Linked DNA regions of Homo sapiens: regions 2 and 3 are each linked to region 1. A link is an interaction called in ENCODE POLR2A ChIA-PET data of the cell type or tissue named here. Cell type or tissue: CD4-positive, alpha-beta T cell. All regions are shown on one strand.

Region 1 (8,000 bases):
AAAGGGCTAACTTAATCACAGTCAGTTTGGGGAACATTATAGGTTCTTGCAAAGCTTCTCTCTTGGTTTATGAATTTACTACTGCATGTTTGGCTTATAGAAACACACTCAAAAATATTCCTTGGATGGATAGAGAGATATTATTGGACCTAGAGAGATTAAATCAGTTACCTAAGGCCGCGCTACAGTTGCACGGCGCTGGGCGGGGGGGAAAGAACCACAACTCCCAGCAGGCAGCGGCGCTGCCCACGGGCCCTCCGGCGCTTCTTTGCCCCCATGGGATATTGGGAAATGTAGTCTTGAGGGGGCACTGCATGACGTGTGGTTTTCATCTTCCGCAGGCGTGGCGGTGTTTACTGGCGCCTTGATCTATGCCATTCACGCCGAGGAGATCCTGGAGAAGCACCCGCGAGGGGGCAGCTTCGGATACTGCTTCGCCCTGGCCTGGGTGGCCTTCCCCCTCGCCCTGGTCAGCGGCATCATCTACATCCACCTACGGAAGCGGGAGTGAGCGCCCCGCCTCGCTCGGCTGCCCCCGCCCCTTCCCGGCCCCCCTCGCCGCGCGTCCTCCAAAAAATAAAACCTTAACCGCGGGCTCTGCCTTGATCTTCCTTCCTTCCGCCTCCAGGGACCCAGGCTGCGCACGCTTGACCTCTCCTGAACCTAACATGGTCCCCACCGCCAGCTGCTCAGCCCTCAGAATGCCCATCTCCCAGCCCCCAACCCCTTCCTCCCGAGGACACAGGAGCCGGGACCCCAGGCACCTTTTCCCTCCCACAGACCCAAGAGCCTGGGCCTTCCCCGCTCAAGGCCCAAGAGACCTCTGTGAGGCACCTGAATCTAGACCTTCAGACACTTCTGGGAAGAACCTGGATTCTGGGTCCCAGCAGACCCTGTTAGGATAGGAAGCCTGCAGTGACCAGTCCTGTCTCCTTGCTCAAGCTTCTGTCACTCTGTTGCTCTCTCTCTCTGAACCCCGGGCATAGTGTGTGTTTCTAGATTGTCGGACTCTTTTTTTCTTTCTGTCCAGGTTGGAGTGCAGTGGTACGATCTCAGCTCACTGCAACCTCCGCCTCCCGGGTTGAAGCGATTCTCCTGCCTCAGCCTCCCGAGTAGCTGGGACTACAGGCACGAGCCACCACACCCGGCTAGTTCTGGACTCTTTTTTCTTTCTACTAACTTTCCATTTGGGAAGACAGCTTTCTTTTTCCCTCTAGGAAACCAGTCTCCCTCTCTCTCTTTTTTTTTTTTTTTTTTTTTTTTGAGACGGAGTCTCGCTCTGTCACCTAGGCTGTAGTGCAGTGGTGCGATCTTCACTCACTGCAACCTCCGCCTCCCGGGTTCAAGCAATTCTCCTGCCTCAGCCTCCTGAGCAGCTGGGATTACAGGCGCCCACCACCACGTCCGGCTAATTTTTGTATCTTTAGTAGACACGGGGTTTCACCATGTTGGCCAGGCTGGTCTTGAACTCCTGACCTCAGGTGATCCACCCACCTCAGCCTCCCAAAGTGCTGGGATTACAGGCGGGAGCCACCGCGCCCAGCCCAGTCTCCCTCTCTAGGGACTGAACATTTGGGGTCCTAGAGAGGGAGACTTCCCCTGTCTCCCCAAAGGCTGCCTCTAGCCCATATGACACGTTAGCAAAAATTAGGAGGCACCCCTTCTTCTGGCTGACCCAGCCCCACACCAGGATACATGTAGGGGTATGGGCTGGGTCTTACAGCCACCCACCCGTGGCTGTGTTCCTTTGTGCAGTTAACAATCTGCACAGGCCGGGTGCGGTGGCTCACGCCTGTAATCCCAGTACTTTGGGAGGCTGAGGCAGGTGGATCACCTGAGGTCAGGAGTTCGAGACCAGCCTGGCCAACATGGTGAAACCCCGTCTCTACTGAAAATACAAAAAATTAGCCAGGCGCGGTGGCAGGCGCCTCCCAGCTACTCGGGAGGCTGAGGCAGGAGAATCACTTGAACCCAGGAGGCGGAGGTTGCAGTGAGCCAAGATCATGCCATTGCATTCCAGCCTGGGCAACAAGCGCGAAACTCCATCTCAAGAACAAAAAAAAATCTGCAAATCTGCACAATCGCACATGGCTACGCTATCTCCTCTGTTCATCAGGCCCTGGGACTCCTCTGGAATCAGATCCTTCTAAGATCCTCTTCTATGACTGTCTTTGTTTCACCGACCATGAACCCAGCCTCTTTTTAGGACTACAGCTTTCTCTGTCTGGGACCCCAAGACCTAGCTAGAGTCCCTCCCCTCTTTCCAGGATTCAAATGCTTTCCTTCCCTCCAACTCCTGCAGCCATCCCACTCATCTAGATTTTTAAAAATAATTTTTTAACCACTCCTACAGAGCAGGGTTACCCTAAAGGCAGTGCGTTAAGAGTAGCCTCATCCAGACTTATTAAACATGATTTATTACTTTGGGACAGGAGACGGGAGAAATTGATAGACCAATAAATATTGCACAGGCTGCTGGTGGTGGGGAGATCCAGACCGAGGTAGTTTCTGTAGAAAGGGTGAAAGACCTGGGCGAGGAAGGCACCTGAGGTTGCCGGGAGCCAGGTTGGGAGCGAGTCTTGGTGGCGAGGGTGGTTTCTGGTTCACCTACCTAGCACAAGGTCTCCAACTCCTTCAGCCTAGACACCCTGATCAGCAGCTGACCAGTTGGCCTGCCATTTAAGCAGCAGCAATTGATAGCAAGATCAGGTTTCCTTTAGAAATTCTTATTGGTTCCTTCCCTGCAGCGACAACCGGCTGCCCAAAGTTGATGGAACCCAGCAGCTGTCACTGGACGTTTGCCAGGAGGCAGGGCTAACGGCCTTGGTGCACATGATGGGCAGTTTGCCCGGAGCGGGCTGAAAAAGACAATGATATATAGTCTCGGGAGGGCGCAGCTTTAACTCTTCTACCTGGCGGTTTACAGAAGCCAGAGCTGAGCAGCTGTGATTGGCAGACACCCTCAGCTCCTCAGCCAAACCACACTTGGATGTTTATGGTGAGGGTGGGACTAAGAAATGGAACAGAAGCAGAGCTAAATCGCTTTGATTGGCTGTTCATCGAAGGGGCGGGGAAGACTTAACAACTGCTAGCTGCTTTGATTGGCTGCTTTGCTTAAGCACACAGTGCAGCAAAAATAATCACCTGTCAGTTATTGGAAGTTGGAGTGAAAAGTATAATAACCGTAATTGACAGCCTGTCGTGAAGGAGGCGGGGCTTAGTTCCTAGCCTGCTGACTGGGCAGGGAGGTAGGTTCTACTCAGGAGATGTTACTGCTGGGCGTGGCTTGCGGGGGCTCGGAAGTGATCGGAGCCACTGGGTCTAGTTTGGGGAAACCCGGGGGTGGGTACAATCCCATGCTGGGGGTCAGGGCCTGCAGATGCGCCAGGGCCCGAGTTCCGTTGAAGGTCACCTCACAGCCTGACTTGGCTAGGAGCCAGTTCTCCACCTCCGACCGGAGCCACCTGGAGGTCTCTGCAAGGGGAGAGGCAGGTGTTCTGAGGTCACACTGAGATCGGGGAAGATTCGAGGGAGCAGCAAGGAGGGGCGTAGGGCAAAGAACAGGAAGGGCCTGGGTTTGGGAGAAGCCTAGGAGTGATCTTGAGGCTTGGAGGGGAGCGGAACAAGGCCCAGGAGGGTCGAGAGGGCCAGAAGGCCCAGCTCTGGGGCTTTCGTCTGGGGACCAGTCAGGGGCTCTTGGGCAGGGAAGGTGGGGGCTCCTGTAGGCAAGGGGACCACCTGGAGCCCACACAGGGAGCGCGCAGGATCTCTTGTAGGGAGAGTGTCAGCTCAGGTAGAGGAAAGAATGACAGGAGGGGGCCGTGCCATGGAGCCAAGACTCCCAACCAGGCTGAGGTTAAGAAAGGGCTGTCACATCAGGCACCAAGATCGGAGTCTGGATTCGGAGGTCCTGTCTGCTGAGGGCCGGGGTCTCTTCGCAAACCCGTCAGGTTCACCCGTGGGAACTGGGGGTGGGGACGCATCTCGCTGGGGCGGGGCCTCGCGGGGGTGTGGCCCCTGGGGGCAGGGTCCCAGGGCCACGTCCTACCTTCGGGCGAGCCTTGAGTGCCCCCTGGCCGCCGGGCCAGGAAGCTGTGAGCCAGCAGCGCCTCCTTGGTGTGCTCGTCCTGCGCGCGCAGGGCCAGGGCGCTGAGCAGCTCCGAGTTGTTGGACGTACTGCGATAGTACAGCATGTGCGCCAGCTCCAACGCCTGCGCGCTGCGCCGCTGCCCGAACATCTGCAGGCGGGACAGCGCCCCGTGGGCTCAGTTCGGGGTGCGCCCCCACCCATACACAGCCCCCGGGGTCACCCCCGCTGGCACGGCCCACGCCGCTTACTCCCCTGAGGAGGCGGGGAGGTCCTACCCAGACCTCTTCAGTACGGGTCCCCAGAGCTCAGTCGAGGGATCTATTTGGGGATTTTTGGGGTCTGTCTTTTCTTTTTCTTTCTTTTTCTCTCTTTCTTTCTTTCTTTCTTTCTTTCTTTCTTTCTTTCTTTCTTTCTTTCTTTCTTTCTTTCTTTTTCTTTCTTTCTTTCGTTCTTTCTTTCTTTTCTTTCTTTCTCTTTCTTTCTTTTCTTTTCTTTCTTTCTTTTTCTTCCTTCCTTCCTTTCTTTCTTTTCTTTCCTTTTTTTTTTTTTTTCGACAGGGTCTCGCCCTGTAGCCCAGTCTGGAGTTCAGTGGCTATTCACAGGCAAACTCATAACGCACTGAAGCTTTGAACTCCCGGGCTCAAGCGATCCTCCCGCCTTGGCCTCCTAAGTAGCTGGGACTACAGGTGTGCGCCACCAAGCCCGATATTTTTTGTAGAGACGGGATTCTCCCTGTGTTGACCAGGCTGGTCTCAAACTCCCAGCCTGGAGTGATCCTCGCTCCTCAGCCTCCCATAGTGCTGGGGTTACAGGCGTGACCCAAGGCACCGGCTGGGGATCTGTATTTTTAACACACGTGCCCTCATTCCAGTGGCTCCAAGACCACCAGCCCCATCTGGCCTACAGTTTTCAGCAACCACTGCACTGGTTTGCTCATCTGAGCCATGTATTAATGGATTTACCCAAAGGTTTGCAGATGATAGGAGTTTTAGCTTTGAAAGATTTTGTTACAATACATCCTTATGTTTTAGAGACATAATAAAGTATTTCCAAATAAGTCTAGGTAGGATTTACTTCAAAATCATCCAATAGTAGGACAGTGGAGGTCTTCAGGGGAAATCTGATTAACTATTGCTAATTGTTGATGCTAGGTGCTGGCTAGTGGAGTTTATCATACTATCCTATTTCTGTGTTTGTTTGAACTTTTCTATAATGAAGGAAAAAATGGTTTAAAATATTAAACTGTAGGCCAAGTGCAGTGGCTCAGGCCTGTAATCCCAACGCTGAGAGGCCAAGGTGGGTGGATCACCTGAGCCCAGGAGTTCAAGACCAGCTTGGGCAACATGGCAAAAGCTTCATCTCTACAAAAAATTAAAATTAAAAAACAATAGCAGGCTGGGCTCAGTGGCTCACGCCTGTAATCCCAGCACTTTGGGAGGCCAAGGCAGGTGAATCACCTGAGGTTGGAAGTTCGAGACCAGCCTGACCAACATGGAGAAACCCGTCTCTACTAAAAATACAAAATTAGCCGGGCATGGTGGCTCATGCCTGTAATCCCAGCTACCCGGGAGGCTGAGGCAGGAGAATCGCTTGAACCTGGGAAGCAGAGGTTGCAGTGAGCCGAGATCATGCCATTGCACTCCAGCCTGGGCAACAAGAATGAAACTCTGCCTCAAAAAATAATAATAATAATAATTAGCTGGGTGTGATGGTGAGCACCTGTAGTCCCAGCTACTCATGAGGCTGAAGCAGGAGAATCACCTGAACCCAGGAGGCTGAGGCTACAGTGAGCCATGATCATACCACTGCACTCCAGGCTGGGCAACAGAGTGAGACCCTGTCTCAAAAAAAGAAAAAAGTTAAATTGTAAAGAGAAGAGGAGAGGGGAAGGATGTTGGGGGGAAGAACAGGTCTGGGCCCAGCTGTCTACTGGCTGCCCACTTCCCCACCGTTAGTCTCTTTGCTTGGACCCCTCTTCTCATCCTTGATATTGGTAAGGAGAAATGAGGGCATCAGTGCCCTCTGGGCTCCCACTGAAAAACTGTGCCCAGGCCAGATGCAGTGGCTGACACCTGTAATCCCTGCACTTTGGGAGGATGAGGAGGGCAGATCACTTGAGGTTAGGAGTTCGAGACCAACCTGGGCAACATGGTGAAACCCCATCTCTACTAAAAATACAAAAATTAGACCTGGCACGGTGGTTCATGCCTGTAATTCTAGCACTTTGGGAGGCCGAGACGGGCAGATCACTTGAGGTCAGGAGTTCGAAACCAGCCTGGCCAACATGGTGAAACCTTGTCTCTACTAAAAATACAAAAAAAAAAAATTAGTCAGGTATGGTGACAGGCACCTGTAATCCCAGCTACTTGGGAGGCTGAGGCAGGAGAGTCGCTTGAGCCCGGGAAGTGGAGGTTGCAGTGAGCCAGGATTGCGCCACTGCACTCCAGCCTGGGCAACAGAGTGGGACTCTGTCTCAAAAAAATAAATAAATAAAAATACAAAAATTAGTCAGGTGTGTGTCATGTGCCTGTAATTCCCGCTACTCAGGAGGCTGAGGCAAGAGAATCTCTTGAACCCGGGAGGCAGAAGTTGCAGTGAGCCGAGATCGTGCCACGGCACTTTAGCCTGGGCGACAGAGTGACACTGTGTCTCAAAAAAAAAAGCGGTCGGGCGCAGTAGCTCACGCCTGTAATCCCAGCACTTTGGGAGGCCGAGGCGGGTGGATCACGAGGTCAGAAGATCAAGACCACGAGGTCAGGAGATCGAGACCATCCTGGCTAACACGGTGAAACCCTGTATCTACTAAAAATACAAAAACAAAATTAGCTGGGCGTGGTGGTGGGTGCCTGTAGTCCCAGCTACTCAGGAGGCTGAGGCAGGAGAATGGCGTGAACCTGGGAGGCGGAGCTTGCAGTGAGCTGAGATCGCACCACTGCACTCCAGCCTGGGTGACAGAGCAAGACTCAGTCTCACAAAAAAAAAAAAGAAAAAAGAAAAAAAAGAAAACCTGTACCTGTACCCAGATTCCTCCATTCAGCCACAAAATGAGCTCAGGGCCACTGGACCCTGTAGCTGGCAGGCCTGGCTGCCTGACCCACTAAACCCTTACCGGCTGCCCCTGGTAAGACCTAAGTCCTCAGTCAGCACTGTCTGTACAACAATGCCAATGCCAGGGAGGGTTCAGGAAGTCAATACACGGTTAATAAAACATTGGGACAGCCGGGCGCGGTGGCTCACGCCTGTAATCCCAGCACTTTGGGAGGCCGAGGCGGGCGGATCACGAGGTCAGGAGTTCAAGACCAGCCTGGCCAACATAGTGAAACCCCGTCTCTACTAAAAATACAAAAAATTAGCCAGGCATGGTGGCGGCGCCTGTAATCCCAGCCACTTGGGAGGCTGAGGCAGGAGAATGGCTTGAACCCAGGAGGCAGAGGTTGCAGTGAGCTGAGGTTGCACCACTGCACTCCAGCCTGGGGGACAGAGCGAGACTCCATCTCAAAAAAAGAAGAAAAAAAAAAAACATTGGGACAAAGCCTGGCCCCTCAGAAACACTTACCAAACATCAGCTACTATGGAACAGTCACCCACACCCTGTGCTGGGTGCCCATAGGGTGTTCCCATCTCACACCGAGGCCTGAGGTGAAATGCCTCTCAAGTCAGCGCACCCCAGAAAATCGCTGAAATGGCCTGCAAGGTACCAATGACACGCTTGCATGTGGACTGTACCCTCTTCTCACCAGGCCAGCACAGTCAGTTTAGGTGCCTGCATTGGAACGAATCGCCATTTCTTCGGTTGAGGGCAAGATGCAGGAATAGCATGCGTTAGGGACCGTGTGGTATGAAAAACACATTGGGTTTGTGTCAGTATCTGCCAAGCCGATGGAGCTGAATTCTAGTTAAAGGAGCAGGT
Region 2 (8,000 bases), 130 kb before region 1:
TTGCCCACATATCGGGAGTCATCTGGCTTTTGGGTGAACTAAAAAGGCCTTGGCAGGGCTTGGTGGCTCATGTCTGAAATCCCAGCACTTTGGGGGGCCAAAGTGGGAGGACCGCTTGAGCCCAGGAGTTCAAGACGAACCTGGGCAACATAGGAAGACCCCGTTTCTACAAAAATAGAAACAAAATTAGCCTGGTATGATGGTGCACGTCTGTGATCTCAGCTACTCAAGAGGCTAAGGTGGGAGGATCTCCTGAGCCTGGGAGGTCGAAGCTGCAGTGAGCCATGATTGTTCCACTGCACTCCAGCCTGGGTGACAGAGTGAGACTCTGTCTCAAAAAATGCCTTGGCCGGGAGGACTAGGGTAACTCGTTCAGCACGTAGACCCCTCCAGTACAACCCTATGAAACTTCCCTGCAGCCCCTGCCTTTGCAGACAGCTCTTCGTCTGCTGTGCTGCCCATTGCTTTCTTGCAATGTACTATCTGTCTAATAAATCTGCCTTTCTTTCCCTACGACTGTCTTGATAAATGCCTTTACCTCCCATGATACTGGCCCCAGCTAGTCACACCCGTGATGCCCATCTCTTTTTTTTTTTTGAGATGGAGTCTCGCTCTGTCGCCCAGGCTGGAATGCAGCAGCACGATCTCGGCTCTCTGCAAGCTCTGCCTCCCGGGTTCACGCCATTCTCCTGCCTCAGCCTCCCGAGTAGCTGGGACTACAGGTGGCCGGCACCACACCCGGCTAATTTTTTCTATTTTTTAGTAGAGACGGGGTTTCACCGTGTTAGCCAGGATGGTCTCGATCTCCTGACCTCATGATTCGCCCACCTCGGCCTCCCAAAGTGCTGGGATTACAGGCGTGAGCCACTGCGCCCGGAGATGCCCATCTCTTAAAATAAAAAATAAAAAAAAAAAAAGAAAGAGAGAAAGGAAAGGAGGCAGGAGGGATCCTGGGAAGGCAAACAACAGCTATTGAGCGCAAACCAAATCCAAAACTTCTCCACTTGCCTGTTTTATCATTAGATTCTTAGATGTGGGCTATCTGGTTAGTGACGGGAAGCTGAATTAATTCATTAATTGATTCACCAAATAACACACAGAACCCTGGGGTGGAAAAGAGCTCAGCCCATAAGGTAAAGAGAAGATGGGCCAGTGTAGATGGGTCAGAGTGTGAAAGAGGGAGAGATTTGGACAGTGAAATCCGCAAGCCCTTAAAGATAGAAGATGAGGTGAGTCTTTATCCTGGGAGGTATGGGAAGCCTTCAAAAGGTTTTAAACAGAGAGTGGCTTGATTGGATGTACATTAGAATAACCACCTCCCCTACCCCAGAAGCTTTACTGTGACAAATGGATTGGATGAGTCCAGACCAGGAAGAGACGTATGTGACCATAAACAAACAAATAAAAATAAATTTTAAAAAACAGGCAGAAGGATCTTCACAGAACTGGACCTTGAAGAATGTGTTTGCCAGGAAAAGAGAATGAAGAAGTACGTTCCTATTGGAGGGAACTGCACGTATTACAGTATTTGGCCCTTCAGGAAGGCAAGAGGAAACTAAAGGTTAGTAAACCTTAACCCTCTATATGCCCCACATATATAGCTCACAGTGTTAAATCAAGTTTAGCCTAAAGCTGCCTCCTTACATATTTTAAGTTCGGCCTGAAGGTTTTTCTGTACGTCGTGAACTATAACAAGTGGAGGTGTAAACAGAAGGTGGCCTACGCTTGTGCCAATCACCGAGTTTTGGGCAATCAAATGTAGCCAACTGTTCGAACTGTGTACAGCAAACGCCGAGCTGTAATCAATCCAGCTGTTTCTGTACCTCACTTACGTTTTCTGTATGTCACTTTCCTTTTTCTGTCCATAAATCTTCCACCACATGGCTGTGCTGGAGTTTCAGCCTACTCTGGCCCGAGGCTACCTGATTCGTGGATCCTTCATTGCTCAATTAAACTCTATTTATTTATTTATTTAGAGATGGAGTCTCGCTCTGTTGCACAGGCTGGAGCACAGTGGTGCGATCTCAGCTCACTACAACCTCCACCTTCTGCGTTCAAGCAATTCTTGTGCCTCAGCCTCCCGAGTAGCTGGGACTACAGGTGCCCACCACCATGCCTAGCTAATTTTTGTATTTGTAGTAGAGACAGGGTTTTGCCATGTTGACCAGGCTGGTCTCAAGCTCCTGACTTGAAGCCATCCGCCCTCCTCGGCCTCCCAAAGTGCTGGGATTACAGGCATGAACCACAGTGCCTAGCCAATTAAACTTCTTTAAATTTAATTCGTCTGAAGTTTTTCTTTTATCACAAGTCACATCAATCCCTCGGGCCCCTGCTCAAATGCCACCTCTTCCTGAAAGCCATCCCTAAGTAGTCTCTCTAAAGAGCCATCCCTGCCCCTTTCTTTGCTTTATCCTTCACAGCACTTATCACTACCTGAAATTATGCCACACAGCTATTTACCACTTTGGCATTGTGATTAAGCTTATCAAGTATGAAGCCAGACTGCCTGGGTTCAAATCCCAGCTCCACTACTTCCTTGTCATGTGACCTTCCAGCCTATGTTACAGTTGAGGGGTCATAATAGTACCTGTCTATAGGGCTTTGTGAGGATGAATGAATTAGTGTGTGTACCAGTGTTCTAACATCGCCTGCATTTCCATTTTTCCCAAAGCAGCCCAGTTACTTATTAACATACTGCTTTTTCCAGTGACACGTGTTCACAGTTATTAAGTCGATCTCCCGCCAAAATAGAAGCTCTATTTTGTTTTCCATTGTATCCCCAGTGCCTAGAACAGTGCCTGTTGCAAAGTAAGCTTTGAGTTAAAAAAAAAGATGAAAGAATGAAAATGGCAGACTGCCTAGCAGAACTAGCCCTTCCCGATGTTTCATTGTTGCTATAGTGACGATCCAGTCTGCACGAAGATCCCAGCTTCCTTAACCTTGTTCCTACCTCCAGCCAGCTCACCCATTGGCCACCTGTATCTCCTGCTGTAGCAGCCAGAAAGCTACAACTCCCAGCCGGCTGAGCGCCACCAGCGCTTTCGCGTCCAAGTCCCTTTGCTGAGTGTGAGGGCCTGCGCAGTAGAACCCGCGGGCCCAGAGCTCCATCTGAGCATGTGCAGGCTGCGGGGTGTTTCCTTCGTCTGCTGGCGGGAGAGGAGTGGGGAGGAGCTCTTTACCCGCTGAGCATTGTGGGGCCCGCTTGGATCTCCTTGTCCAAAGGGTCTGGGCGCCGGGGCTGCAGTCTCTGGGTGAGGAGGCGGACGCGGGAAACCTGCTTCGGTCTCCATGGTTACGAGCCGCTCAGCGCGCAGGAGGGGGATTCAAAGGTTGGCGTTGCCACAGTAACCCTGGAGTGGAAGGAGACGGGGATTAGAGACCTCGCGGGAGAAATTAGACTAACAGCCTGGGAACTGGAGGGATGGAGGGTGTGCCGGAGGAATCAGTCTGCAGTAAGGGGAGTTGGGGTGATATTAGGGGAAATGGGATGTTTTCAAGGACAGGGAGTGTTTTGGTGAATTCCTATGTAATAAGGAGATTTGGGGAGATCATTGAAATCGACAAGTTACTAGATACTTGGGATGCTCAAGGGGAAGTGGAAACGCAGTAGGATCCGCCCGCCTCAGCCTCCCAAAGCAGTAGGGAAAATTGGGGTATTAAGCTCTTTTGCCATTCTGCAGTTATTATAGAGCTCCTGCTGGAAGCCAGGCACAGTTGACAGTACTGGTAAACAGGACAGATGTGACTATAGACGGAATTGGGGTTTCATGGAGAAGGGGAGGTATAAGAAAAGGGGACTGTTGTCCTCTATGGGAGGGACTGGGAGGCGATTGGGAAGAACTGGCGCTGTAAAGAGAAGCTGGAAGTTTTATAAGGGAATTGAGGTATTATATAAGTTAATTCTGTTGTTATTTATAGAAGGCCAACTCAGTAGCAGCCTCTAGGAAGCACTGAGGATTCCTCAGTATGCAAAGGCATTTAGTGATAGAGTTACCAGATTTAGGGGGAAAGCAATGGCCAGTTAAATTCTAATTTCGGAAAATGCATAATATTGTAGTTACTCTCTGTTGTTTATCTGAAATTCAAATTTAGCTGGGCATCCTGTATTTTATTTGGCAGCTCTCATTATGGTTAATTTAAGTGTTTGTGAAGAGTGGGTTATTATAGGGGAAACAGGTATTATAGAGTAATTGGGTTGTAGGAGGAGCTGGGGATAGTCAGGAAAAGTCGGAGTGTTGAAGCTAACGCCAAGATCAGCACTGACTGTGTGCCAGAGACTATGCTAAGTACTCTTATTTTTAAAAACGTTTTATTATGGAAAGTTTCGGCCATATACAATTGTTTGCTTGTTTTTGAGATGGAGTCTTACGCTGTCGCCCAGGCTGGAGTGCAGTGGCATGATCTCTGCTCATTTCAACCTCTGCTTCCCGGGTTCAAGCGATTCTCCTGCCTCAGCCTCCCGAGTAGCTGGGATTACAGGTGCGCACCACCACGCCCGGCTAATTTTTGTAATTTTAGTAGAGAAGGGGTTTCACCATGTTGGCCAGGCTGGTCTTGAACTCCTGACCTCAAGAGATTCACCCACCTCAGTCTCCCAAAGTGCTGGGATTATAGGCGTGAGCCACTGCGCCTGGCCCATATACAATTGTTAAACAGATAATATATAATAAAGCTACTTGTACCCATCTCTGCTTTACATGAGTGCTGTTGAGGCATCCCAACATTCCTATGAGGTAGCGTTACTGTCACACCCCCATTTTACAGATGAGGAAACTGCACCACAGAGAGGTTAAATAACTTGGCCAGAGGTGTTAGAACCAGAATTTGGACCCACACAATCGGGCCCCAGAGTCTGGGCTCTCAGCTGCCATATCACATGTAACCTCCGTCTGGGAAATGTGAGTAGGGAGTGAGGCATGATGGGAGCAACAAGAGAGTAGTAGTAAGGTATAAAAGGAAAGGTAGGGAATTGGGCCGTTTGAGCATTGTGCAGTTGTTATAGGATTTTTATTTTTATTTTTTGAGACAGAGTCTCACTCTGTCACCCAGGCTGGAGTGCAGTGGTGCAATTTTGGCTCACTGCAACCTCCACCTTCTGAGTTCAAGCAATTCTCCTGCCTCAGCCTCCCAAGTAGCTGGGATTACGGGTGTGCGCCACCATGCCTGGCTAATTTTTGTATTTTCAGTAGAGACGAGGTTTCACCACGTTGGCCAGGCTGGTCTCGAACTCCTAACCTCAAGTGATCCACCCGCCTCAGCCTCCCAGAGTGCTGGGATTACAGCCGTGAGCCATCGCCCCCAGCCAGTTGTTCTAGGATTTTTATAAGATGTTTTGGGAGACTGGGGGAGTTACAGAAGAGTTTGGTGTTTTGAAACATTATGGGAAGTTGTATAGTTGCATTTCAATAGAACAGTAGCAGCTAGCCACATGTGGGTGCATTACATTAATTATAATGAAATAAAACTCAGCACATTTCAGGAAGCGCCTACCGTATTGGATAGTGAAGATCTAGAGCAGTCCCAATGAGTCTGGATAACAGGGATTTAGGGTAACCAAGGGTTAAGGCACAAGCAGGTGCAGCCAGTTCTAGGCAAGATTGGGCAGCATCCAGGCCACATCCTCACTCCTGTGATAACAAGACAGAAGTCTCCACTTCAGCCTCTTGATTGGTCACGGGCCAATCCTTCATAGGGTGTAACCAACTGGAGGCCTCTAAAGGGCACCTAGGGGTGTTACCAAATTCTTTTAGCTTAATGAAAACTCTAAAGAGCACTGCAGTCAGGGGCTCTTGAGCTACTTGCTCAAGCCCACTCCGACTCTGGAGTGTACTTTCACTTCCATAAATCTGTGCTTTCGTTACTCCGCTCTTTTGTTGCTTTGTTTGTGCATTTTGTTCAATTCTTTGTTCCACACACCAAGAACCCTAACAACTCACAGTCAGGACCTTCCATAGGGTAACACCATCACTGCAGAAAGTTCTGTTGGACAGCCCTGATGTGTGGGGTGACAAGTGTGGAGGCTTTCCTGGCTCCTAAAGTTCGACCTTATCTCTTAGCGATTGCTCTCGTACTTCCTCTGACTCACCCCTAACCTTCTCCTCTCTGTTCTACTAAAAATACAAAAATTAGCTGGGCGTGGTGGTGGGCACCTGTAATCCCAGCTACTCAGGAGGCTGAGGCAGGAGAATCACTTGAACCCGGGAGGCGGAGGTTGCAGTGGGCCGAGATCACGCCACTGCACTCCAACCTGGGCGACAGAGAGACTCTGTCTCAAAAAAAAAAAAAGAAAAGAAAAGAAAAAAAAAACCATGCTGAATTGGCCAAATATTTATCTAGGACTTCCCAGCCTGAGAACTGTAAGAAATAAAATTTTACTCTTTAAGCCACTGAGTCCATGGTATTTTGTTATGGCAACCTGAGCAGGATAAGGTAGTATACATACCTTTAACTTCACTGTGTAACTTCAGATTAATTTCCAAAATCAAGCATTACCTAACCAACAGCAGAACTTACATTTGTGCTCCATATACTCACCAGTAGTAGGCATTACTGACTTCTTAATAAATGGAAGTTTGATGAATATAAAATGTAGTATTTTTATGGCTTTTAATGAGGTTTCTGATAACTAGACGTATGAAATTCTACTTTTGTTCATTGTCCATTGCGATTTACAAACTGTAACATTTTACTCATAACGTTTGCCCATTTTTCACAAGGAGTTTTCTGTTTGTTTACTCATGTTGAATCATTTTTATGTATTATAAATATCACCTGATATTTACATCTTCTTCTTAGTAGCTTCATTCTAATGAACTTCTTCTTTTTTATTGTTGTTTTTCTGTTTTTTTTTTTTTTTTTTTGAGACAGAATGAGACTCTGTCAGCCAGGCTGGAGTGCAGTGGTGTGATCTTGGCTCACTGCAACCCCTGCCTCCCAGGCTCAAGTGATTCTCATGCCTTAGCCTCCCGAGCAGCTGGGATTACAGACATGCACCACCATGCCCGGCTAATTTTTGTAATTTTAGTAGAGACGGGGTTTCACCATGTTGGCCAGGCTGGTCTCGAGCTCCTGGCCTCATCTGATTCACCCACCTCGGCCTCCCAAAGTGTTGGGATTACAGGCGTGAGCCACTGCATCCGGCCTTCTATTTTTAATTTAGCATCCTCAAATAAATCAATTTAACTTCTAAAAATGTGTGCCTTTTTGTTTTAATAACATTAACCTATTTTTTTATTTTTGTAAATTTATGAAGTACATTCTTCAAATGTAACAATTTAGTTCTACTTCAAGATAAGGTATAGACAACTGCAAAATTCCACTGTCCTTACGATCACAATCATGAAGAGGATGGAGCTGCAGAATCTGAGCATATAAAGACTTTTATGAATTCTAACGCCCAACCCCAACTTGAGCATTCATTGCGCTGGTCCTAATTCACATTCAAACGCCCTGAGAATGGAGCTAACAGGATACACTGCACCCAATCTCATAGGCACACACAGGATAGATCCGAATACCACTGCAAAGACTTTTAAAATGAGCTGATATTAAGACCTCAGTTCACAGAAAGCCAAATAAATAATAAACATCTTCTGTTGGATACAAATAAAACAGAGTCTCATAAGATAACATTCACATTTCGAGGGTACATATCGGAACTACTGAGAATACAAGGATGAGCTGCAAAAATCTCCACTTGTCTGGCAAATGACAACTCAGTGGACACCAAACACTGAATAACATGTACAGTGAAATTATCTGACAAAGACTTTAAAAGAGACATTATAAAAATACTCAAATGAGGCCAGGCACGGTGGCTCATGCCTGTAATCCCAGCACTTTGGAAGGCCGAGGCGGGTGGATCATGAGGTCAGGAGATCAAGACCATCCTGGCCAAAATGGTGAAACCCTGTCTCTACTAAAAATATTTTTAAAAAAAAATTAGCCGGGCGTGTTGGCATGCACCTGTAGTCCTAGCTACTCAGGAGGCTGAGGCAAGA
Region 3 (8,000 bases), 85 kb before region 1:
TCCAGCTGAAGTCAGGAAAATACCAAGACCTTCCCTATTTAAGTTAAAATATCGGAAGCTTATTCCAAAATATTGGACAAATTCCAAATACAGTGATTGAAAGGAAGGAGATTAAACTATAACTCACTACACGTTATTTTCCTCTATAGAGAAACATAACGAATCACCTGAAATAAGCTACAAAAGTAAGATAAACCAGTAAGTTAGAGAAAGAATCTTTTTTTTTCTTTGAGACGGGGCCTCCCTCTGTCGCTCAGGCTGTAGAGAAGTGGCACAATCTCGGCTCACTGCAACCTCTGCATCCTGGGTTCAAGTGATTCTCCTGCCTTAGCCTCCCAAGTAGCTGCGATTACAGACATGCACCACCATGCCTGGCTAATTTTTTTTGTATTTTTAGTAGAGATGGGGTTTCACCATGTTGGATAGGCTGGTCTCAAACTTCTGACCTCAGGTGATCCGCCCACCTCAGCCTCCCAAAGTGCTGGGATTACAGGTGTCAGCCACCGCACCAGCCAGAAGAATCTTAATATACAAAAGTGAATAGCTTCTTAATATAACAGACTATCCCAATTCCATGAAAGAAGAAAATACACTCATTAAAATAGCAACTATGGTACCTAGAACTAAACTATACAAAAAAACTACATGACCCATATAATGCTTTTATTTTGAAATAATTTTAAACATTGAAAAATAGCAAAGATTCACATAAATCCTCAACCAGCTTATCTGAATGTTAGCTATATATAATTGTATTATATATAAAATAATTGTTATATATAAAATAACTAATTTATTGTATTGTATATTGTATTATATATACATTTATTGTATTATATATAAATAATTGCATATCTACATTTAATATATTATATATAATATACAATTGTATATGCAATTGTAATATGATAATTACATATATAATAGTATATATAATACAATTATCCAACCAGGAAATTGATGTTAGCATATCATACCATTACTTAATGTGCAGACCTTATTTGAATTTTATCAACATTTGTCTGAATGTCCTCTTTGTTCTCCAAGATCTAATCGAGGATCTCACATTGCACTTACTTGTTATCCCTCCTTAGATTCCTCCAGTCTGTGACCGTTTCTTATTCTTCCCTTGTCTTTTGTGATTGTGACATTTTTGCGGAACATGGTCAACTATTTTACAGAATGTTTATCAATTTGGATTTCTTTGATGTTTTCTCACGATTAGGCTGAGGTCATGCATGTTTGTCTTCTGTGTTCAGTCAACATGCCCCGTCCTTTTTGGAATATTTCTTCATGTTCTGGAGTCACAATTTGTTCCAATGTTATCCTATATACTCCTGCCCCAGCCCTGGAAGTAACCACTTCTCCACGGATCCTTGGCTCCCTTGTATTCAAAAACAGTATTTAGAAACCAAGATCTGGAAACTATGTGTGTTTACAGCTACTAAGATATCTTTGTCCTAATCTCTCTCAGTGGAAAGACCTGGGGAATCCATGCATGTATACCGAACTGTGCCTACACATGCCTGTATTTACTTCTCGATAGATAGACTGACAAACAGATAGACAAATAGAGCAGAGCAAAGAGCTATTCTGATACATGAAATAGAAAATCAATAATAAAAAAAAACATTGCTCTAGAAATAGGTAGACAAAGGATATGAACATGAAATTCACAGAAATGGAAAAATAAATGGTTCCCAAGCACGTGCTGAATGAAAAAACACCATGCTGAATGAAGATTAAAGCTACTCTTGAATATTTTTTCTCCATGAATTTGGAAATCATGCGAAAGTCTGAAAACTCATCTACTGACAAGGCTGTGGGAAATCTGACATTCTGATATTGCTGATGGGAGTGTCACCTGCTATTCATTATATGGATGGCAACTTTATGGACATCTTTGAACGCATAAATGACATCCCATTTGGAATGGTAAATCAATTTTGAGGAATTGATATACTCCTATACAAATATACTTACCTATGTATGAACTCATGCTCACATGTTTACTCACTGTGGCACTCTTCATAAATACAATTGAGGCCAGGCGCTATGGCTCAAGCCTGTAATCACCACACCTTGAGAGGCCAAGCCGGGTAGATCACTTGAGGTCAGGAGTTCGAGACCAGCCTGGCCAACAAGGTGAAACCCCGTCTCTACGAAAAATACAAAAATTACCTGGGTGTGGTGGCATGGGCCTGTAATTTCAGCTACTCGGGAGGGTGAGGCAGGAGAATCGCTTGAACCAAGAAGTCATAGGTTGCAGTGAGCCAAAATGGTGCCACTGCACTCCAGCCTGGGTGACACAGCAAGACTCCATCTCAAAAATTAAAAGTAAAATAAAATAAACTAAAATTTGAAACAACTGAAATGTTTTTCAATAGGGGAATGAATAAAGACATCATGATACATCCGATGATGAAATAATATGCAATTTTAAAAGAATGTCAAAGTTCACTAAAAACTGATACTGAATTATCACTAAGATCTATTGTTAATGAAGAAAGGCATAGTAAACAACATGTAAACTTTCTACTCTTCAAGTAAAGAGTAAAAATTTGTATATGCATAAAGAAACTCTGGATATATATATATACAGTAACACCACAGTACATATTCAACTGTGTTTGGGGAGCAGACTATGTGAATTTATTACCCTTTATAAAGTAAACAAATGGTTTAAAAACCTCCACCTAAAATTTTCACACGCAAAATTTTATATATATATACTATACTTTCATGACACTATGTTATTGTATATATATATATATATATATACACACACACACAATGCTTCCATTTGTTTTGATGTCACACAAGCAAAATTAAATTACACTAAATTTTAAATTTTAACATTAAAATACACATGATTTTTACCATTTGTGATACACATTGTATCATATGTATTCTCAATTGAAATTTCAATTAAAATTCAGTTACCACTCATCAAATTTTACTATGACTATTTCAACTGAAAACATTTTCATATTGCATTTAAAAAGTTTTGACGGTTTACTTTTATTTTAGAAATCAAATTATTTCATGAAAACCAAATACTCTTCACCTTAAATTGTCTTTTTTACTCCCATGAAAATCTGTATTCATCTTCACAAGAAAAAAATGCAAAATTACATTCTTTAAAGTTCAAATACTAAAATTCTTGTATAGTATTTTATGTGACATTGGAAATTTTAAAAAACATGTAATAAAAATCCCAGTCACGCATGAAGTTATAGCCTTGCCTGCACGTATTGCCTGTAGCCCCAGCCACCCGGAGGCCGAGGTGGGAGGATCACTTGGGTCCAAATGGCTGAGACCAGTCTGTGCCACACAGCGAAGCCCTGTCATTTAAAAAAAATTCCTAAACTTCCAAAAATTGGAATAAAATTCATTATTCCTTGACATATTGAAGAAACAAACAACAGAGAAATGAATTAATGATATAAATAAGGAATCAAAAGGATAAAACACAAATGTCCTGAAAAGATGTTAAAATTCACTAGTAATCAGGGGAATGTGCATGACAACCACTATCAGTTATCATTCTCACCCACAATACTGATGGAAATAAGAAAAGCTGACAAAATCAAGTGTGAATATGAATGTGTAGCAATGGAAACTCGTAAACCAGTAGTGGAGATGACTGAAAACACAGCCGCTTTGGAGAATAAACTGGCTGTATCTAGACTTCAAGACACACCTACCCTTGAAATTATGTGTGGACAAGAAAATGCATATAAAAAGTCCATTGTATTATGGTTTGCTATCAGAAAACAGGGTAACAAACTGAATGTCCATCATCAAAGAATGGATACATTGATTATAATATCATCATTGCATTAATACTGTAGCGCAGTTAACATAAATTATTAAAACCACATGTAAACATGGATAAATATTTAAAATGTACTATTGGGCCGGGCACGGTGGCTCACGCCTGTAATCCCAACACTTTGGGAGGCCGAGGCGGGCGGATCACCTGAGATCAGGAGTTCGAAGCCAGACTGGCAACATAGTGAAACTCCGTCTCTACTAAAAATACAAAAATTAGTCGTGCGTGGTGGCGGGCGCCTGTCACCCCAGCTACTCGGGAGGCTGAGGCAGAAGAATCGCTTGAACCCGAGAGGTGGAGGTTGCAGTGAGCCGAGATCACACCACTGGACTCCAGCCTGGATGACAGAACGAGACTCCGTCTCAAAAAAAAAAAAAAGTAATATTGATTAAAAATCAAATTGCATGAGACTGCACAGCACGATACCAAGCAAATACAAGTTTTAAATATTACAGAAAATAATATTTAAAATACAAACCAAATACATAAATCATGCAGGGGGATTAAGACGTTTCTGGATAGTGGCAACAGCCGAGAGTGGCTGGATGAATTTCAGAGAAATTTCATATATTGCTTCAATTTTATTTAAAATATATTATTACCTATGTTTTAGATATTTTATTGTAAATAATGGGCAAGGATATTATAAACTCTGCAGAAGTAAGTGTAGTCGTGTTTTTTCCTACTCACATTGAAGATGGCCCAGATGCTTGCACTAACCGCGTTTACCGCCCACAGCCATCATGGCGACCGGAAGTCCTGAGAGCTTGTTTCCCTCGAATCTCAGACAGCCCTCCTTCTCTATGAACATTATTTCAAAAGAAGTTGAGAACTAGAGAAACCGAAGCTTAAGGGGATTCTCCCATTTGGCCTGTCCTCCCCTAAAGTCACCACCTGCTGCGTTTCTGCAGCGCTTACCATGTGAGTTTCAGGAGCCCCAGGGTGCAGGAAGGAGGAGCGGAGGCTTGTTGCTTGGACACTGCCAGGCTGCTCTGTGTTCTGTTCCTCTTGGTCACTTGAGAAGAAAGGGAGAAGTTCCTATGAGGCTGTCGGAAAGGGAAATGGGGCCCTCCGCTTGTTGAAAACAAAACAAAACCCTCAGGAAGCTTTGCATCCTGTTAGTCATAGCTTAAATTTATGACTTCAATGACTTGGCTGGGACAGTCTTAATCTCTCCATACTCAAGTTGTTTTAATTTCTGTAATAATAATTTTTATACCAATGTTTGTGTTGTTAATACTAATAATTTTACATTGTAACTGTAATCCTTTAATTATTACAAGTGTTAACCTAAATAACAAACATATGAAAGCTTCCTAAAGGAAACAGTGTTTATTTGGGAATAGAGCATTGCAATTGGGAATAGATATGCCATATTAAACTATGTATATATTCAGGAAGATAAAGGAAGACAGAAATGGGGAGGATTGCATATTGTTTTGACAGGATTTTCCTTGGCCACAGGATCAGGCACAAAGGTGACATTAGTCTGAGGTTGGACAGGCAGTTGCTGGGCAGCATTCCTTGCAGAAATATTTTTTGTTTAAGGTTGCAATGACCTTTATGCAAGGTTGTGGGTTTTGTAGAGTCTTTTTCATTTTCAAGCATACAAGGATAAGACCCCCCCTCTTCATGGCTTTCCTGGCTTTATTTGTCAGGGTCATCTTAACATTAGTGGCTCCATTTTGTTCTGACAACTTTCAGATTTCTCCTTGTGATCAAGAACTTTCTCTAAAAGCATTATTGATCAATCATTCTGTAATTAAGATTTGATGTCCCCTGATGCCAGCATGGACCTCTCCCAGTTTGCTGGTCTCATCCCATGTTGTGGGGAGTGACTGGTGACTAGGAATCGATGTCAAAAGCACATTTGAGCAACAAAAGAGATTTGAAGGATGTGGCTCTCAGGCTAAGTCTCCCTGGAGTCCATTAGTAAGTTCAATTTTGTCTGTTCTACAGTCTTTTGCTATCCCTTTAAAGTGCTGATTCAGTATTATTTTGTTAGGAGCTGCACCTCTGAAAAAATTTAACAAGTAACACATACAAAGTTTAAAAAGGAGAAATACAAAGTAAGGGGAAATACAAATTAAGAGCAATATGAGATTTTCAGTTTGCATATGGTTTTGAGCCATAAACCTAGGTTTAAAGACAACTAATTGAAGAACTCAAACAGTTATTCGAGACAGCAGGGAGTTAGGTGAGACCTGGGGTAACCACATGGCCTGCTTTCTTATTTTGTGTATAGGAGCCTCAACTTTTCTCAGAGGAATTTATTCAGGTATAGCATGTCGTATTAGCAACATCACAGACAATTTCTTGCTTAACCAATGGATACTAAAGAATTTTGTAGGTTGGGTTCTGTTAAGTTATAAGCAGAAGGAATTGATCATAAAATTTAAGTTACACCATTATTCTGCTAAGTAGAAAAGGTCGAATTAAGTGAGATGAAAGTCTCATTATGATATAGAGTCTTGTTTCAGCATCTTGCAGAAAGTTATACAGTGTGAAAACACCAACTTTTTCTCCTGGTTTGTAGTGTGAACGTCTCTGGTTATGATATTGGGCAGTTTGGTAAACTATTGTGTGATCCGCATATCAGCCTTGAGGTTTGTTCCCTCTTTCATTTTCCTCTGGATCACCAACATGCTAATCTACGTTCACATCACTGAAACCGTAGAGGCCAATACCAATTTCACCATTTCTGGTCCTGGATATTTGCAAGACTGTTGTCAAACTAGGCCATACATACAATAATTTAATATACATTTGGGGCTTGGATTATATTTCTGTTAAATTGCACTGCTCTATGGGACTTATTTTATTCATTCCACAAATATATTTTGCACATGTTCCTTATTCTTGGTACTATTTAATGGATTTGGCATACATCCGTGATCTAAACAGATAAAACTCCCCCAAGGATCATTTATAAATGTCATGGTGATTCGCCATGTCCTGTTTGTGTTCCTCATGGTCTGGACCAGCATCAACATGGCCAGTCTCCTCTGCAGACACCGGCGGAGAGCCCAGCGTCTGCACAGCCCTAGCCTCTCTTCCCAGCCATCTCCTGAACACAGAGCCACCCATACCATCCTCCTGCTGCTTGGTTGCTTTGTGTGCTTTTATTGCTCAAACAACTTCATCACTCTTTATTTCTTTTATAAATCTGAGAAAAAATCAAGACTAGAGATGATCACTGGAATTATTTCATCATGCTACCCAACCATCTGCCCTTTTGTGCTAATAAAAAATAATAAAATTATTTCCTAATTTACCTCTTCCTCTCTAAGACAAGAATGATCAGCTCTCAGGGAGCATTCAATGGCTGATCTCAAACCCCATACTTTCTTCTGCAGCTGGGAAGTCTCCATGATGACTTTTGTGGAGAAAAAGTCATGCAGTTATTGAGCAATTGAATTAGGGCTAGTTTGAATTGAGGTGTATCATAAATTTAAAAAGCATTCAGGTTTTGAAGTCAATATAAATAACAGTATATAAATATTATCTTAATAACTTTCACATTGCTGACAAGTTTAAATTATGACATTTTGGGTAAAACGTATGTATATGTTTTGTTATGTTTACATATATATGCATATTTAAATAAAATACATATACACAAATATGTAAGTAAAACATATGTAAGAATATATATAATATATATAATTTTTTTTTTTTGAGACAGAGTCTTGCTCTGTCACCCAGGCTGGAGTATGCAGTGGTGTGATCTCAGCTCACTGCGGCCCCCACCTCCTGGATTCAAGCAATCCTCCCACTTCAGCCTTCCGAGTAGCTAGGATTATAGGTGTGCACCACCATGCCTGGCTAATTTTTTTGTATTTTTTAGTAGAGACAGAGTTTCCCCACGTTGGCCAGGCTGGTCTAGAACTCCTGACCTCAAGTGAACCGCCTGTGTCAGCCTCCAAAAGTGCTAGGATTGTAGGTGTGAGCCACCGCACTGGCCTTATCAGTATATACACACACACACACACACACACACACACATATGTGTATACATATACAACTACATAGGTATTTTTAAACTAACTGTATCTGCTTGTTTTTGCTTTTTTAAATGCAGTTGCTAGAAAATTTAATATACATTTGGGGCTTGGATTATATTTCTGTTAAACTGCACTGCTCTATGGCACTTCTTGTATTCATT

Evidence for each region. ChIA-PET counts read pairs that join two places held together with the same protein. Peaks named below come from ENCODE experiments on the same cell type or tissue, not always from the same donor. Only the 100,000 strongest peaks of a DNase experiment are listed, where the experiment ranks them.
Region 2: POLR2A ChIA-PET joins it to region 1 with 11 read pairs; 9 of 35 experiments call an interaction of 5 or more read pairs at or near these places.
Region 3: POLR2A ChIA-PET joins it to region 1 with 16 read pairs; 11 of 35 experiments call an interaction of 5 or more read pairs at or near these places.

The regions. Positions count from the first base shown.
Region 1 is chr19:48,329,960-48,337,959 of GRCh38, forward strand. It overlaps EMP3 (epithelial membrane protein 3 (MAM blood group)), which reads left to right. Exons shown (of 5, transcript NM_001425.3): 5 at 342-594. The coding sequence ends at 511. It overlaps TMEM143 (transmembrane protein 143), which reads right to left. Exons shown (of 8, transcript NM_018273.4): 7 at 4,049-4,238; 8 at 2,397-3,474. The coding sequence ends at 3,260. Among named protein-coding and RNA genes, the nearest start is that of EMP3, 8.4 kb to the left of the region's middle. RefSeq lists enhancers at 3,299-4,034, 3,425-3,514, 3,525-3,574 and a silencer at 3,915-4,434. In CD4-positive, alpha-beta T cell, a CTCF peak has its summit at 4,078; DNase peaks (open chromatin) are centred at 292, 3,092, 4,092 and 4,892; H3K4me3 peaks cover 3,625 bases; H3K27ac peaks cover 3,087 bases.
Region 2 is chr19:48,200,894-48,208,893 of GRCh38, forward strand. It overlaps CARD8 (caspase recruitment domain family member 8), which reads right to left. Exons shown (of 14, transcript NM_001184900.3): 14 at 7,193-8,000. LOC124904734 (a long non-coding RNA gene) reads left to right here and starts at 3,268. Exons shown (of 2, transcript XR_007067282.1): 1 at 3,268-3,329; 2 at 6,292-6,382. RefSeq lists an enhancer at 3,197-3,366. In CD4-positive, alpha-beta T cell, no CTCF peak of the experiment used is centred here; a DNase peak (open chromatin) is centred at 3,108; H3K4me3 peaks cover 1,694 bases; H3K27ac peaks cover 1,272 bases.
Region 3 is chr19:48,244,998-48,252,997 of GRCh38, forward strand. CARD8 (caspase recruitment domain family member 8) reads right to left here. Exons shown (of 14, transcript NM_001184900.3): 2 at 4,754-4,850; 3 at 4,526-4,636. It also overlaps the pseudogene VN1R97P. Among named protein-coding and RNA genes, the nearest start is that of CARD8-AS1, 6.7 kb to the right of the region's middle. In CD4-positive, alpha-beta T cell, no CTCF peak of the experiment used is centred here; DNase peaks (open chromatin) are centred at 4,584 and 4,874; H3K4me3 peaks cover 2,830 bases; H3K27ac peaks cover 3,601 bases.